3 separate regions of the Homo sapiens genome follow, and regions 1 and 3 are each linked to region 2. Evidence: chromatin contacts called from ENCODE Hi-C or POLR2A ChIA-PET data. All regions are on one chromosome and are shown on one strand. Each heading gives the region's core, a stretch centred on a gene start or an enhancer-like site at or near the end of the contact. The rest is flanking DNA. Distances are from core to core; before and after follow the strand shown.

The links. Hi-C counts contacts between places; a loop is a spot of excess contacts on that map. ChIA-PET counts read pairs that join two places held with the same protein, here RNA polymerase II (POLR2A). Pooled maps may share reads with other maps.
Region 1: a pooled map shows a loop between it and region 2 (16-fold over the local background). The contact joins the promoter of SDHAF2 here to the promoter of FADS2 in region 2. A Hi-C loop is called at or near these places in 1 of 37 single-sample maps with no recorded cell type and 6 of 50 pooled maps. POLR2A ChIA-PET finds 5 or more read pairs at or near these places in 2 of 52 experiments (AG04450 and activated naive CD4-positive, alpha-beta T cell).
Region 3: a map with no recorded cell type shows a loop between it and region 2 (6-fold over the local background). The contact joins the promoter of DDB1 here to the promoter of FADS2 in region 2. A Hi-C loop is called at or near these places in 1 of 37 single-sample maps with no recorded cell type and 5 of 50 pooled maps.

Annotation. Positions count from the first base shown.
Region 1 is chr11:61,427,153-61,431,809 of GRCh38, reverse strand. SDHAF2 (succinate dehydrogenase complex assembly factor 2) reads right to left here and starts at 1,686. Exons shown (of 4, transcript NM_017841.4): 1 at 1,628-1,686. The coding sequence starts at 1,663. CPSF7 (cleavage and polyadenylation specific factor 7) reads left to right here and starts at 1,835. Exons shown (of 10, transcript NM_001142565.3): 1 at 1,835-1,896; 2 at 2,520-2,628. The coding sequence starts at 2,575. RefSeq lists enhancers at 1,556-1,615, 1,972-2,620 and silencers at 1,562-1,897, 1,756-1,925, 2,036-2,465.
Region 2 is chr11:61,825,041-61,829,843 of GRCh38, reverse strand. FADS2 (fatty acid desaturase 2) reads right to left here and starts at 1,544. Exons shown (of 12, transcript NM_004265.4): 1 at 1,247-1,544. The coding sequence starts at 1,453. RefSeq lists silencers at 1,479-1,578, 1,599-1,698, 1,819-2,258 and enhancers at 1,850-2,527, 2,528-3,205.
Region 3 is chr11:61,330,412-61,335,017 of GRCh38, reverse strand. It overlaps DDB1 (damage specific DNA binding protein 1), which reads left to right and starts at 1,913. Exons shown (of 27, transcript NM_001923.5): 1 at 1,913-2,110; 2 at 3,327-3,475. The coding sequence starts at 2,050. It overlaps TKFC (triokinase and FMN cyclase), which reads right to left and starts at 1,790. Exons shown (of 18, transcript NM_015533.4): 1 at 1,689-1,790; 2 at 287-398. The coding sequence starts at 289. RefSeq lists enhancers at 1,306-1,828, 1,829-2,351 and a silencer at 1,651-1,910.

The DNA.
Region 1 (4,657 bases), core at 437-2,936, 400 kb after region 2:
CAGGAGATTGGCGTGAACCCAGGAGGTGGAGCTTGCAGTGAGTCGAGATCATGCCACTGCACTCCAACCTGGGCGACAGAGCGAGACTCTGTCTCAAGAAAATAACATAACATAACATAACCTCCCCAACCAAAAGACATGAAGTGGCTGAATATAATGAATTAAAAAAAAGATTCAACTATATGCCGCACAAGAGACATTTTATTAAAATCTGGAAATCAATGGCAAAAGAAAAGGTGGAAAATTCACAAATATGTGGAAATTAAACAACACACTCTTGAACAATCAATGAGTCAAAGAAGACATCAAAAGGAAAATTAGAAAATATCTTGAGACACGCCGGGAATGGTGGATCACACCAGTAATCCCAGCACTTTTTGGAAAGCTGAGGCAGGAGGATCACTTGAGGCCAGGAGTTTGAGACCAGCCTGGGCAACATAGTGAGAACCTGTCTCTACGAAAAAAAGAAAAAAGAAGGGAAACAACAGGCCGGGCGCGGTGGCTCACGCCTGTAATCTCAGCACTTTGGGAGGCCGAGAAGGACGGATCACCTTAAGTCTGGAGTTCGAGACCTGCCTGGCCAACAAGGTGAAACCCCATCTCTACAAAAATACAAAAATTAGCCAGGCATGATGGCGATGCCTGTAATCCCAGCTACCTGGGAGGCTGAGGCGGAAGAATCGCTTGAACCCGGTAGGTGGAGGTTGCAGTGAGCCAAGTTCGTGCCATTGCACTCCAGCCTGGGCGACAAGAGCAAAACTCCGTCTCAAAAAAAAAAAAGGAAAACAACAAAAAACAAACAAAAAGGAAATATCCTGAGACAAACTAAAACCCAACATATACAAAATTATGAGATGCGACAAAAGCTGTACTAAGAAGGAAGTTTATAGTGTAAACGCCTACATCAAAAAAGAATAAAGATCGAGTCCCTGGGTCTGCAGGAAAAAAAAAAAAGAATAAAGATAGGGATGGGGGTAGGAGGGGAAGATAGAGGCAAAGTTAGTTACTTTATAACAGCAGGCTAGGAAAAAAGAATAATAAGTTCCAGTGTTCTATTACATATTAGAGTGACTACAGCTAATAACACTGTACTGTATATGTCAAGATGCTAGAAAAAGATCTTGAAAAGTTATTACCGTAAATAAATGATAAAGATTTGAGGTGATGGACATGCTAACTACGCTGATTTGATTATTCGATGTACACATGTATTAAAACATTATACTGTACCCCCATAAACACGTACAATTATATGTCAATTATAAACAAACAAAAAGCTGAAGATACTATGTGAAACCACGAAAAGCATTAAAGACTAAAGAACGGGGAGAAGGGGAGCCCAGGGAAGTTGGGCTAATCCCGCCTGGGACGTAGGTGAGAGGCGAATTGGGTCTTGGACGATGACTGATCGTTTAAGCAGATATTTCCAGACCGGCACACAGTAGGCTCACCAAAGAATGGAAGCGACCTTTATTTCCTGAGTTGCAGGATCGGCCTCTCCCTGGGCCTGCCCTTGCCCTGCGCTATCGGGCAGACGAACTCTCCCCAAGATAGAGACCACAGAGGAAGACAAAGGGTAATCCCCGCTGCCGCCCGCCCCGGACGCTAGAACGTTCTCTCTCCTCACCAGCGACGAAGTCGAGAACACTGTAGACACCGCCATTTTCCCCACCTGCACCGGAAACCGGCTGCGCGGGCACTTCCGGGAACTCCTAGCCGCCCGGCCAGCCGACCACGGCAGCCACGGAGGAGCTGAGCCGGAAGGTGCGTCCCTGCGCATGCCGGAAGTGGCGGTGCGTGTGACGCCGGCGGCGGGGGGGGCGGGACCTGGGGCGGAGAGCGGTTCGCGCGCTTCGGGCCTAGTCCGGACTCGCCGCCGCCGCCGCCATATTCCCGGTAACGGGGGCGCGCGGTCGGGGGCAGGTTGGGCCGGAAGAGGGGTCCGGGCCGGCACTGAGGCGGGAAGGGGGTCGGTTGAGATGGGACGGCCGGAGTCTGCGGGCGGAGGGAGTCGCGGGCCTTTTGAGGGAGGAGGCAGAGCGCGCCGGGCCGGGTTTGTCGGGAGGGAGCGGGGCGGGCCTAGCTGGGGGCGAAGAGTAGGCCTGGGTTGGGGGCAGAGGCGGCTGGAGCTGCTTGACACCTGGGGGCTCTGGCCGGAGCCGCCTTGGGGGCTAGGCAGGTGCAGCGGATAGGGGCTGCGGGCTTCGCCGCGGTCATTCTTCGCAACGCCGTCCTAGGGCCACTAGGACCCGAGGGTGGGACTTTTCCGTCGCGCCATAGGCAGCTGCGGCGCAGACGCGGCGCTACCCGGGTCGGGCCCGAGGGTGATGGGCAGCGACCCCCGGCGGCCTGGGAGAGCGGTGGGCGGCGCGAGGCCGGGGGCGGGGCGGAGCGGGTGGGGCCGAGCTGGGGCCGCCAGGATGCTGCGTCTCTGGAGATGGGAGGTTAGCAATCATTACCCTCTTCCCAGCCCAGGACCCTCGTGCCTTCTAATTCTTGCATTTTTCCGAATCCCGCAGTGGCATCTTCCTTACTTTGTCCATCCTCCGGACTCGCGATCTTCCTTCCGGAGCCATGTCAGAAGGAGTGGACTTGATTGATATATATGCTGACGAGGAGTTCAACCAGGTGAGGTGTCATCAGGAGCTTTGGGATTTTCCTTGATCATCTGAGGAATCATTTTCAGCAAACTGGCAGTGGTTTCAAGCTGTACCAGTCCTAGGCTTGAACACGCGTCTATCCGGTCTAAAATTTTTCTCCTGCAGAAACTTTAAAGACTACACTCCATTCCTCTTTATGTTAATTTGAAGCTCCAGGCTTAATTTTAAAGGCTTTGATTTAAGAGCAAATAAAAAGCAGGTGTAATAGAATGGTGAATCAACCTGTGGAATTTACTCCCCAGGAAGCCAAAGGTGGGTGTCAGACTAACCACACTTAAAAATCAAAAGTACATTTGCTACGGTATTCATGAGGACAGTGTTGATACCGGTTCCTTTACATTCTCAACCTGCAGCTGGAGAAGTGTAGTCCCCTCCATCGTGACAGTGCAAAAGCAAAGTAGAAAAGATGACTTTAACATTTAGTTTCAACTCCATTCCAATTAAGTTTTACTTCCTTTTATAAGTAGGTTGACTCCAGTCATGAGAAGTCCACAGGCATTTTGGTATAATAAATTGTATTGGTTACCTTTAGTCTTTCTAGAGGGAATAAAAGAGTAAAGACGTTAGACAAACCAGTTAGAAAACTGATAATAGACCCATGCACATACCCTCAGTTGGATTTGTTTTTATTGTACCAGGGAACATTATACAGAAATTTATCTAGAGCTGGGCAAGGTGGCTCTTGACTGTAATCTCAGCTGCTCTGGAGCCTGAGATGGGAAGATTACTTAAGACCAGAAGTTCAATACCAGCCAGGGCAACATACCAAGACCCAGTCTACAAAAATGTAAAAAAAAACAACAACGAGATATGGTGGCTTGTGCCTGTAGTCCCATCTACTCTGGAGAGTGAGGCAAGAGGTACTCCCTGAGCCCAGGAATTCAAGGCTGCAGTGAGCCATGATTGGGCCGCTGCACTCTATCCTGGGCAACAGAACAAGACCCTGACTCTTAAAAACACAAGAAAAATTCTCTCAAAGAAATAATCTTCCATGCAGTTAAGTTTTTCAGTCTTGAGGTCAATTCTCAAGAATGTTCCAAAATTTCTATTGAAAACGTACTAATATCTTGCCTGGGTTATTTTCAGCACCATTCTATGTAAGTAAGCTGGCTCTTCCCATTTGCATCTTCCAGTGGGTACACATAAGGACCTGGTAAGAGCATGTATTGAATGGGTTAGAAAGGGAAAGTTCCCTGGTTTGACCCTGACTTTGATATGAGGCAACAGAAGAGGCGGATACATGCCATTTATTTTTCACTTGGCATAAGTTTACATGAAAATCTATTTTTTGATGTATTATGGTTTTATAACATGGAAATTATAAACCATACACAAAAGCAGAATAATGTAATGACCTTGTACCCATTATACAGCTTCACCAATTATACTTTTTAATGGCAGGTTTCTTGTCTCTGTTGTGGTTAACTGTGGTCCTTTAAATATAGCTGCTGATTATCTTAAATAGATGAATTTTCCTTTTTTTTTTTTTTTTTTCTTGAGACAGAGTCTCTCTCTGTCACCCAGGCTGGAGTGCAGTGGCGCGATCTCGGCTCACTGCAACCTCTGCCTCCCAGGTTAAAGTGATTCTCCTGCCTCAGCCTCCTGAGTAGCTGGGACTACAGGCGTGGGTCACCTCACCTGGCTAATTTTTGTAATTTTAGTAGAGACGGGGTTTCACCATGTTGGCCAGGTTGGTCTCGAATGCCTGACCTTGTGATCCGCCCGCCTTAGCCTCCCAAAGTTGGGATTACAGGCGTGAGCCACCGTGCATGGCGAAAAAATTTTTTAGTTTTAAATAAGTCCAATAATTATGGATAAAAGAGAAAAGTTCTAGATGTTAATTTAGTTACAAAATCATTGTTTTCCTGAGTTTTCCATATTCATTTGAATCAGACTTTTAATACCTTAAAAAAAAAAACACACAGTCTTGCTGTGTTGCCTAGGCTGGTCTCTCAACTCCTGAGCTCAAGCGATTCTCCCACTTCAGCCTCCCAAAC
Region 2 (4,803 bases), core at 295-2,794:
GAGATGCAAGAGGTGGGGAAGTTAAGGGTCGGGCCTACACAGCTTAGAGAGCAAAAGCCCACCAACAGTTGGGCATCCTAGACCTCCAGGTGGAATGATCTACGTCAAGTTCATCCCTCCTTTCTGCCTCTCTCCTATTCACTTTCCCCAATTTCTGTATCCCATCAGACCTTTTTTCTCTGCATCCAATTCACTACCACCACCAAAAGCCGCCCTTTCTTCCCTCCTTGCCTCTGTTCTTTTCCTTCTGGCCCATTCGAATCCATGGGATACCAGCTGCATCCTTAAATAAATGCCAGGATTTCAGACTGGGGTCCCCGGTGCGGGTAGCTGGTGCGGGGTAATCACTGAGCCACGCATTTGGTGGGGGTAAGGTGGGCAGCAATGGCTCCAGAGAGGCCCACAACCTTTAGGAGTGCAAGATGAGGGAAGGGTGTTCTTGGCAGGATTTAAAAAGAGAGAGCCATTGAGTTGAACGCCCGAGAGTAACCTCGAGTGCAGACGGACCTGTTGCCAAGCCAGTCTAGTGCTGCTAAATCCACCGGCTCAAGGCCTCACTCGACCTGGGCTTTGCAAACCCCAGGCCGTTCTCCTTCCACCAATCCCGGACGCCGGTCCCCAAGAAGGCCGGCTCGAGCTTGGGGTGAGTCTAGATAATCCCTGGAGCGTGGGAACCCGAGCTGCTGGGCGGTTTTTCCCAGGTGGCCATTGAGGAACTTCTTAGACAAGAGTCCCAGCAGGAGCGATCTCCGGCCGGGGACGAGCTTTCCTTCTCGCCACCCAGTCTGGATGGAGAGTGCGGGACAAGCGCGGAGTCCCACACCTGGCTGCCTGCGCTCCCGCTCCTTTCAGCGGCGCGCAGGGGCGGCCATCTTCCCCGCTGGGGGCGCCAAAGCCGTCTGGCCCGAGCGCCCCTCTTGGGGAGTCCCTGCCTCCAGACAAACCCCGAGGAAGGGGAGGACGCGTGGGTCCCGGCGCGCGCGGTAGATGCTTGCCCTGTTCTCCACCGCTGGGACTTTCACCGCAGCGCCGCCTCCCCGGGTCCCAGATCCGGTCTCCACCCCAGTCGGCCCAGAGGAGGAGGAGGATTGGGGAGGGGGTACGAGTGCAATAGATGCACTTTCCTTCCCTACAGGACGTCCCAAGCTCCATTCAGCGCCGGAGGTCTGTTTGGCCCACGGGGAGCCAGGGATCCTGACTCCGCCTGCAGCAGAGAAGGGTGGCTGGGGCGCCCCCAGACCCTTACCGTTGCATCTTCTCCAGCGTAGTGCCCGATGACCCGCTGGCCCCCCGGGTGCTGGATGGACCATTTGGTGATGTTGTAAACCTTGCGGTCAATGACCAGCCACCTGTCGGTGCGCAGGTTATGCTTCTGAATCTCCTCCCAGCTGAAGGTGGGCACCGACACCTCGCGCTCGGCGGCCCCCTCGCCCTGGTTCCCTCCCTTCCCCATGCTGCCTGCCGACTGTGACGCCCCGTGCACTGCGGCCTCCCCGCGCCGGCTGCTCGCTGCACAGACGGCTGCCTCCCAGCCGGTGTGTGCAGCCCGGGCCCTCTTCGCTTTCGGCTTTTGTCTTCTCCTACTCCTCCCACCGCGCCCCCTCCCCCAGCCTTCTCGCCTGCGCTCGGGAGTGTCCCTGCCTTCCTGGCGGAGGATCCCTGGCTTCCCAGTGCCCCCAAGCGGTCCCCTTCCTCCGCCCCTCCCTCAGCCCTCCCGCTATGGACTTTTGCCTCCAGTAAAAACTCCCCGGGAGCTCAGGGCCTCGACACCTCCTCTGCCCGCCCCTCCGGCTCCCCCCGCCTCGGGTTCCACATCCTCCCGCGTTCCCCGCCGCCCGAGTTTCCACAGCGATCAGCAGAGCGCCTGCACCAATCCGGTCGCGTCGCCCCGCCTGCCATTGGCCCAGGAGGATCTTTCGAAGGCCAGCGGGCTGGAGCGGCGGGTCCCCGGCTCCCCCGCCCTCCCGCGTGGAGTCGAGCCCTGCTGCGAGGCAGGCTACGTGTCCGACCTCCTCCCTCCCCCACTCTCCGGCCCCGGGCGCCGGAGGAGATCCTAGAGGAGATCCCGGTGGGGGCAACGAATGGGCTCCGCGCGCTCCGGGGCGCGTGCGCGCACGCCCGGCGCTCTGGGGGTTTGCACCTGATGCCGACACAAAGCCGGCGCGGCCACCAGGGTGCCAGCAAGCGGCCGGGCGGGTGGACCGGCGGGCTGCGGGGCACTCAACTCCAGGGCCGGCTTGGCTAGGTGACGCCCTTCCTTGGCGCGCGGCAGTCGAGACTCCAGTATCCCACATTGTCCGCGCCATCCACATTCTGGCGCCTTTCTGCAACCTCCCTAGAGACACAAGCCGGCCTTGGATTAGAGGGCTTTGAACCCTCTAGTCAGACAATCTTAGAAAAGAATTGCGGAACCTCTGCTCTGCTTTCTTGGTCTGGGCGCCATGGCTGCGGTGAGGGGGAAGGGAGGGGAAGGCAGAGGAAGGGGGCGATGAGGAACTGGCGCGGTCCTTGCCCTGGTCTCAGTAAGCTCAGTCTCTTTGGGAATCGTGGAAGCAGACACATCATTGGGCAGTGATGTTGTGCAGACTCCAGCAAATAAAGACTGCCGTATCGAAGGGATAGGAGGAGGGTTAGGTCTTTTAGGCGTGGGGCAAGAGACAGGCCCCTCAGACCCCAGCTGGATGGGGCGGCTTAGTGCCGGGCGTCCTGGGGGAAATGGGCCTGACTGCATCCGGAGGGCTAACGGGACACGTGGGAAGTAAGGATGAACAGAGAGGGTGGGGTGCACGAGGCTTGGGAATCACTAGAGGAGTTATAGGGCCCTCAGATTTCAATGGGATTTACAGGTGCCTGTGTGCTAGCACACCCTAATCATTAGATTCTCATCACAGGCTGAGAGGTAAACAGGACGCATATTATTACATCTCACTTGAAAATGGAGAGCCTGAGATTGAGAGAGATGGTCAAACGGGCCCTGCCCAATCTAAATTTCACAGCAATGCAGGGGTGGTGGGGGGATCACTCTGCCCAACTGGTGGGGTTGTACTTGGGGGGGCAGATGGGCTCCCTTTCCTCACATTCACACAGTCCCCAACCTCTCCCATCACATTTCATGCTGGTGTCAGCCCTGAGCATCCTTCATTCACTCCACAGACTGCAGACATAAAGACAGTAAGGCCTCTCTGTCTTTGAGTGTGAGCAGACATCCCAAACAAAAGCCTTCTGTACAAAATAAGAGGATGAAGCAAGACCTCCAGAGAGTATGGTGGCCTTGAGGACTGTCAAACGTTGACGGAAATGGAACCAAGAAAATTATTTTCTCAGAAATGGATTAACATACCATATAGATAACTTTAATGAACATTTGTAAAGGGTGTGGAGCTCGGAGCAGGGAGTGATAGCTGAAAGGCAGAACCAGGGAGTATCTCACAGAGGCTTTGAAGGTTCAGGCCCTAAAAGGGAGCACGTATGGGTGGCCTGTGTAGGGTGGCTGAGAAGCGTGGACCGGCCAGGGCCTGGGGTCCCCAGCGGCTCCCAGCACAGTACCAGCCAGGGTAGGTCCTGAAAAAACATAAAAACATGTGTTGAAGACACAAATGAATGAATGAAGTTCAAAGAATGGCTCCAATGAGGCCGGCGGTAGATGGGGCTCAAATTGAGAAAAGCCCCAGCAGCCTCAGTAAGGGGTAGGAAGGGAGGACTTTACCATGGAGGAGGCTTGGACATCCGTAAAGCAGGTGTACTGTGATCAGATCCATGGTGTAGAAAGATAACTCCAGAGGCTGGGGCTGGACTGGGATGTACGGGAGAAACTGGGGAACAGTGATGAGTTCAAAGATGAGGGCAGTGCTCGAGGAGAGGGGAGGGGAGGCCTGAATTAAGAGAGAACTTTAGGGGGCTGACCCCACACTGGACACTGCCATGTGCCTCCCTGCCCTCTAATTTTTTTTTGAGATGCAGTCTCACTCTGTTGCCCAGGCTAGAGTGCAGTGGTGCGATCTCTACTCACTGCAAGCTCCACCTCCCAGGTTCACGCCATTCTCCTGCCTCAGCCTCCCGAGTAGCTGGGACTACAGGCGCCTGCCACCACACCCGGCTAATTTTTTTGTATTTTTAGTAGAGACGGGGTTTCACCGTGTTAGCCAGGATGGTCTCGATCTCCTGACCTCGTGATCCACCTGCCTCGGCCTCCCAAAGGGCTTTTTCTTTCTTTTTTTTTTTTTTTTGAGACAGGGTCTCACTCTGTCGCCCAGGCTGGAGTGCAGTGGTGCGATCTCAGCTCACTGCAACCTCCACCTCATGGGTTCAAATGGTTCTACTGCCTCAGCCTCCTGAGTAGCTGGGATTACAAGCACCCGCCACCATGCCCGGCTAATTTTTATATTTTTAGTAGAGACAGGGTTTCACCATGTTGGCCAGGCTGGTCTCAAACTCCTGACCTCAGGTGATCTGCCCACCTCAGCCTCCCAGAGTGCTGGGATTACAGGCGTGAGCCACCCTGCCCAGCCTAGAATATCCTTTGGAGGTAGAATCAAGACCGCATTAGTTGGAGGTACAGGGGCAGGGGTGATGGTAGAGATGAAGGAATAAGAGAAATAAGTCTGATTCTAGCATTTGAGTTGAGCAAATGAATAGATAATGGGACCATTTACCAAGATGAGGGAACAGAGTTAGTACAGGGGTGAAAAATTAAAAATTCTATTTTAACGTTATGTTTGAAACACCTAGGCTGGGAGCAGTGGCTTATGCCTATAATCCCAGCACTTTAGGAGGCCGTGGTGGGTGGCACCATGCCCAGATAAT
Region 3 (4,606 bases), core at 664-3,163, 500 kb after region 2:
CTGTTACTGTTTTACTCTGAATGCAAGACCCAGATAAGGGGCAGAGTGGCTCTGAAGGGACTCAAGAGGCTGCAGCCCCAGGCCTGGCTGGGACCAGCAGCCTCCAGGAAACAAAGAAAAGCAGGGATCAGACCCTGGGAGAGAGGATGACCCTCTCTCTTCACCCGTGAGCCTCAGGAGGCAATAGCATCTCTCAGTCAAAGTGTAAGGAGCTTTAGCTTGCCCAAGGCTGGGATCCTGCTTTGAGACCATGCTGCCATTCCCGTCCCGGCCCTGTATGACTCACCATGGTGTGGAGGCTCTGAAACAGGCTGAGTTCACACCGTTGCACTGAGCTGCTGGAGGATGGACAATCCTGTGCTACCTGGGTCTGAGTACAGTGGAGGCAGCAGCAGCACCTGCAGGAGTGGGTAACGATACAAGCTGCGGAAGGAACTCGCAGTCGACTGGCACAATCACGCCTTCAGCACCCTAGTAATTAGGGAGCTGCCCCAGACTTCGGTCCAAGTCCAAACTCTAGTACATGGGCTACGGATGGAGAAGAGTGTGGGGCTGACCAAGGTTCATGCCTGCACTTCACTGCCAGAAGACAGATCAATCCATGTCAAGCACAGGTCTGCCTTTATGTCCAGGAACAGCACCCACTTCATCACTAAAGGACAGTGATCCTCAGAATAACTATCTTTTACACGGGCATCACATGCAGCGAAAAAGTTAACAAAGCTCGTCACACGCTTGCCCTCACTGGCCTTGGCACCAAAAGGGAAGGGAATGGGGGGAGCTAGCCAGGTTTGTGACCCATTTTACTTCTGGGAAACAGACTCAGAGAGCTCTAGGGACTTGTCCAAGGTAATACAGGTAACAGCCAGAATCTAAACCAATGTCTAGTTTTTCTACAGAGTGTGTTTTTACTACTGATAATTCAGTGCCTCCAAAGTCAGGCAGAGTCTCTGCTATGGGAAAGGCAAGATGTAAACCACGATGACTTTCTAGCTTTTCCTCAGTTCAGCCTGGTTCAGCAGCGTGTTGGCCTCTGTGTGGGTGCACAATAGGAAGAATCAACATAGCTCTGCCTCAGCCTACTTGGGGTTGTGGGGAGGGTCTTAGGTAAACCAATTCCTCCCTAAGCCTCAGCTTCCTCATCTGTAAAATGGGGGTTGGCTCCTCTCTGGCATTCTGCGAGTGTGCCAAGCCACGTGGTATTCCTCTTGTTCCCGGGGAGCCTGTTTGATGTGGGGTACCCTGGAGGCTGCAGGGCTGACGGCTCTCCTGGCTCATTAAGGTTCCCTACGGAGAAATACTGGTTTTGTGTTTGAGGTTCGAATTTGTAGAGCAATAGGGGCACTAATAACGTTGGGCAAGCAGACCGGTGGGCCCTTTGAAGTCTGAAGAATCAACGCGCAAAAGGGAGGAGGTGAGCAGGTGGTCGTTCAAACGTCAGGCGAGGGCACCAGCTGGATCTGGAGGAACTGAGACAGTGAAAGGAAAGCAGGCAAGGTTCTAGTCTGGGATATGCACGAATCGCGGTCTCCCTTCCCTCTCTATGCCTCCGCAGTCCTTCCCGTTCCCAAAGGAGGAACAGCCCGAGGGCTCCTGGAGCAACGGAAGGAGGACTGGATGCGGGGAAGGGCAAAGGGCGCGGAACGGGGTGGGGAGTCTGCGGGCGAGCTCGGAGGACACTGGCGCACCTCCCCCGCCGGCTCACGGCCGCATCCGCCACATCCGAAGGCGCCGCGACTTCCCGGAGACCCCGAAGCGTGCGCTCTCATCCGGGTCCTGCGGGCGCTGGCGGAAAGAGGCGAGGCGGTGCCTCCGGGGGCGGGGCCTCCTTCGGTTGGCGGCCTCGGGCTTCGGGAGTCCTCCAAGAGGCCAGGTGAGGCCGTCCCGTGATGCCCCGCGCCCCGGCCGCTCTGGCCTGCAACGTGTCTCTGGGGCGGAGGCAGCGGCAGTGGAGTTCGCTGCGCGCTGTTGGGGGCCACCTGTCTTTTCGCTTGTGTCCCTCTTTCTAGTGTCGCGCTCGAGTCCCGACGGGCCGCTCCAAGCCTCGACATGTCGTACAACTACGTGGTAACGGCCCAGAAGCCCACCGCCGTGAACGGCTGCGTGACCGGTGAGGCTGCCGGGGCCGGAGACCCCGGCGAGTGAGGGAGTTGGGGGGAGCCGCGGCCTAGGGAGGCCCGCCGCCCCGGGGGCGGCCGGGCAGGAGTGGGCCCGGCGAATGGAAGGCGCTGGCGGCCGAGGAACCTCCCCCAGCACCGCGACCTCGAAAGAGTCGTCCCTGTACGCGCTTTTTGGGGGTTGGAAGCCGCTCTCGAGGGTCCCCTTTCGTCCTGGGGAGGTCATTCGGCCTCGAGAACAGGGCGGGCCCAGTGAGACAGAGGAGTGTGAGTTGGTTGTGCGGTGTCGTTTGGGCCCGGAGATTGGCTTTCTGTGGCCAGGAAAAGGGGAGGTGGTAATGACGACTTTGGGGTCAAGATTTTCCTGTGGGGAAGTCTGGGGGGCCCAGGAGGTGGAGGGATGTGAGGAATGCCCGCATTATCCCACAGAGGGAGAGGAGCCCTCTTCAGGCTAACCCCTTTGCCTGGGGCTGTTGTTTACATGAGGGCCCTGCTGGAGAAGAGGGTTTGGTTTGCCTGGCCCAGTGCTGGGTTTGCCTTGTTGACGATGCGCTTGGATTGTTAAGGACACCGATGTTCAGAACCCGGGAAGAGTCATCTTAACCCACATTCTCAGCTGAATATGCAGACCCCAAGCTTGCATGTTTATATACACCCTAATCATGATTCCAAAACAAAACTGTTGTTCAGAGTTGGAGGTAGCTGAGTGTGGATGGAGGTATTGGTAGACTGCCAGGAGGGCAGGGGGTGTGGACAAAACAGTGTTTTCATATAAAGCTCTGGGACTTCTTCATTTGACTTGGTCTGTCAGATAAAAGTTTTGTGAGACTTTAGATGAAGACTGGAAGAAGTGAACACTTTCTCCGGCATTCTCAATTAGAGCCTGCCACTGTAACTGTAATAGAGTAAAATTGGAGGGGCAAGAGGCATGAGAAGGGATTACGCAGTCATTGTCATTTGGAGGACACACGGCTCTTAGGTCCAGTCCAGTTTTCTTAGTCTGATTAGGGAAGTAGCTTTGTTGAATGCATGAACTGAGACTCTTTGAGGTGCCGGATTTGGCAAGAAGGGGAGTAGCTGGAGGGAGTTGGAGAAGTATGTGAAGTAAATGAGAATTCTGGAGGTATTTAGACATAAGTGATAGGATTATTTTGAAGGGATGGGAGGCCCTTCCCCTGAGTTCAAAAGTTAGAGGGTCTGTTCTTTCAGGACACTTTACTTCGGCCGAAGACTTAAACCTGTTGATTGCCAAAAACACGAGATTAGAGATCTATGTGGTCACCGCCGAGGGGCTTCGGCCCGTCAAAGAGGTGGGCATGTATGGGAAGATTGCGGTCATGGAGCTTTTCAGGCCCAAGGTAAGTGTTGCAGTTGGGACAAGCAGTGGAGGGGGAACTGTTGGTCGTAGGTTGTTTTATGTTATTTTTGTTTGTTTATTTATTTTCTTTGAGACGGGGGTCTCACAGTGTTGCCCAGGATGTCTTGAACTCCTGAGCTCAAGCAATCCCTCCACTTTAGCCTCTGGAGTAGAGTAGCTGGGGTATTGTAGGCATGCCACCGTGCTTGGGCTGTGTTAGGTTGTTTTGCGAATTCTTGGGATGGGTGGAATATGCTTTAGGAGAAAAACTCTTCTCTTTTTTCTCTCTTTGGATAGCAAATTTCAGTATGTACTCTTGACCAAGCTTTCTAGAAGTAAAAGGAGAGATTCATTAGGGAAACATTTATGAAGTTGACTTCTTTAGAAGGGAGAAATTAAAGCAGTTTGTTTCAGAGGATAGGCTACAGAGTGGGGCAGTCCTGGCTTCATTTCTTGTTAATTCTGACTTTAGGTGCCACTTAAGGCACCTTTCAGATCAAATCCCCTGGGTTGTTGTGACGATGAAATGATTCAGTAACATAGGGCCTATCATATAGCAAGCATTTACAGTTATGTTAACAATTACCAGGCCGGGCATGGTGGCTCACGCCTGTAACCCCAGCACTTTGGGAGGCCGAGGTGGGTGGATCACGTGAGGTCAGGAGTTCGAGACCAGCCTGGCCAACATGGTGAAACCCCATCTCTACTAAAAATACAAAAGTTAGCCGGGTGTGGTGGCACGTGCCTGTAATCCCAGCTACTTGGCAGGCTGAGGCACAAGAATTGCTTGAACTCAGGAGGCGGAGGTTGCAGTGAGTGGAGATGGCGCCCATTGCCCGGTGACAGAGCGAGACTCCATCTCCAAAAAAAAAAACACCAAACAAAAAAAACAATTACCATCAGTATTTTCATTATTTTAGCGCAAATGTTTTCATCCAAATCACCACCACATTGCTTTATGTTGTCTTAACTGAATCTGGCAAGAAAGCAGTGGGTTCAAAATTTTAATTATAACCCTTTGAACAAAACAGCAATTTTTTGGAGTCTGTGTTAAATAAGTAGGACTTTGTTGATCCATTTTAGCTTCCGTTGTTATTCCCACATTTTTTTTCCTCTTTCTTCAAATACTTGG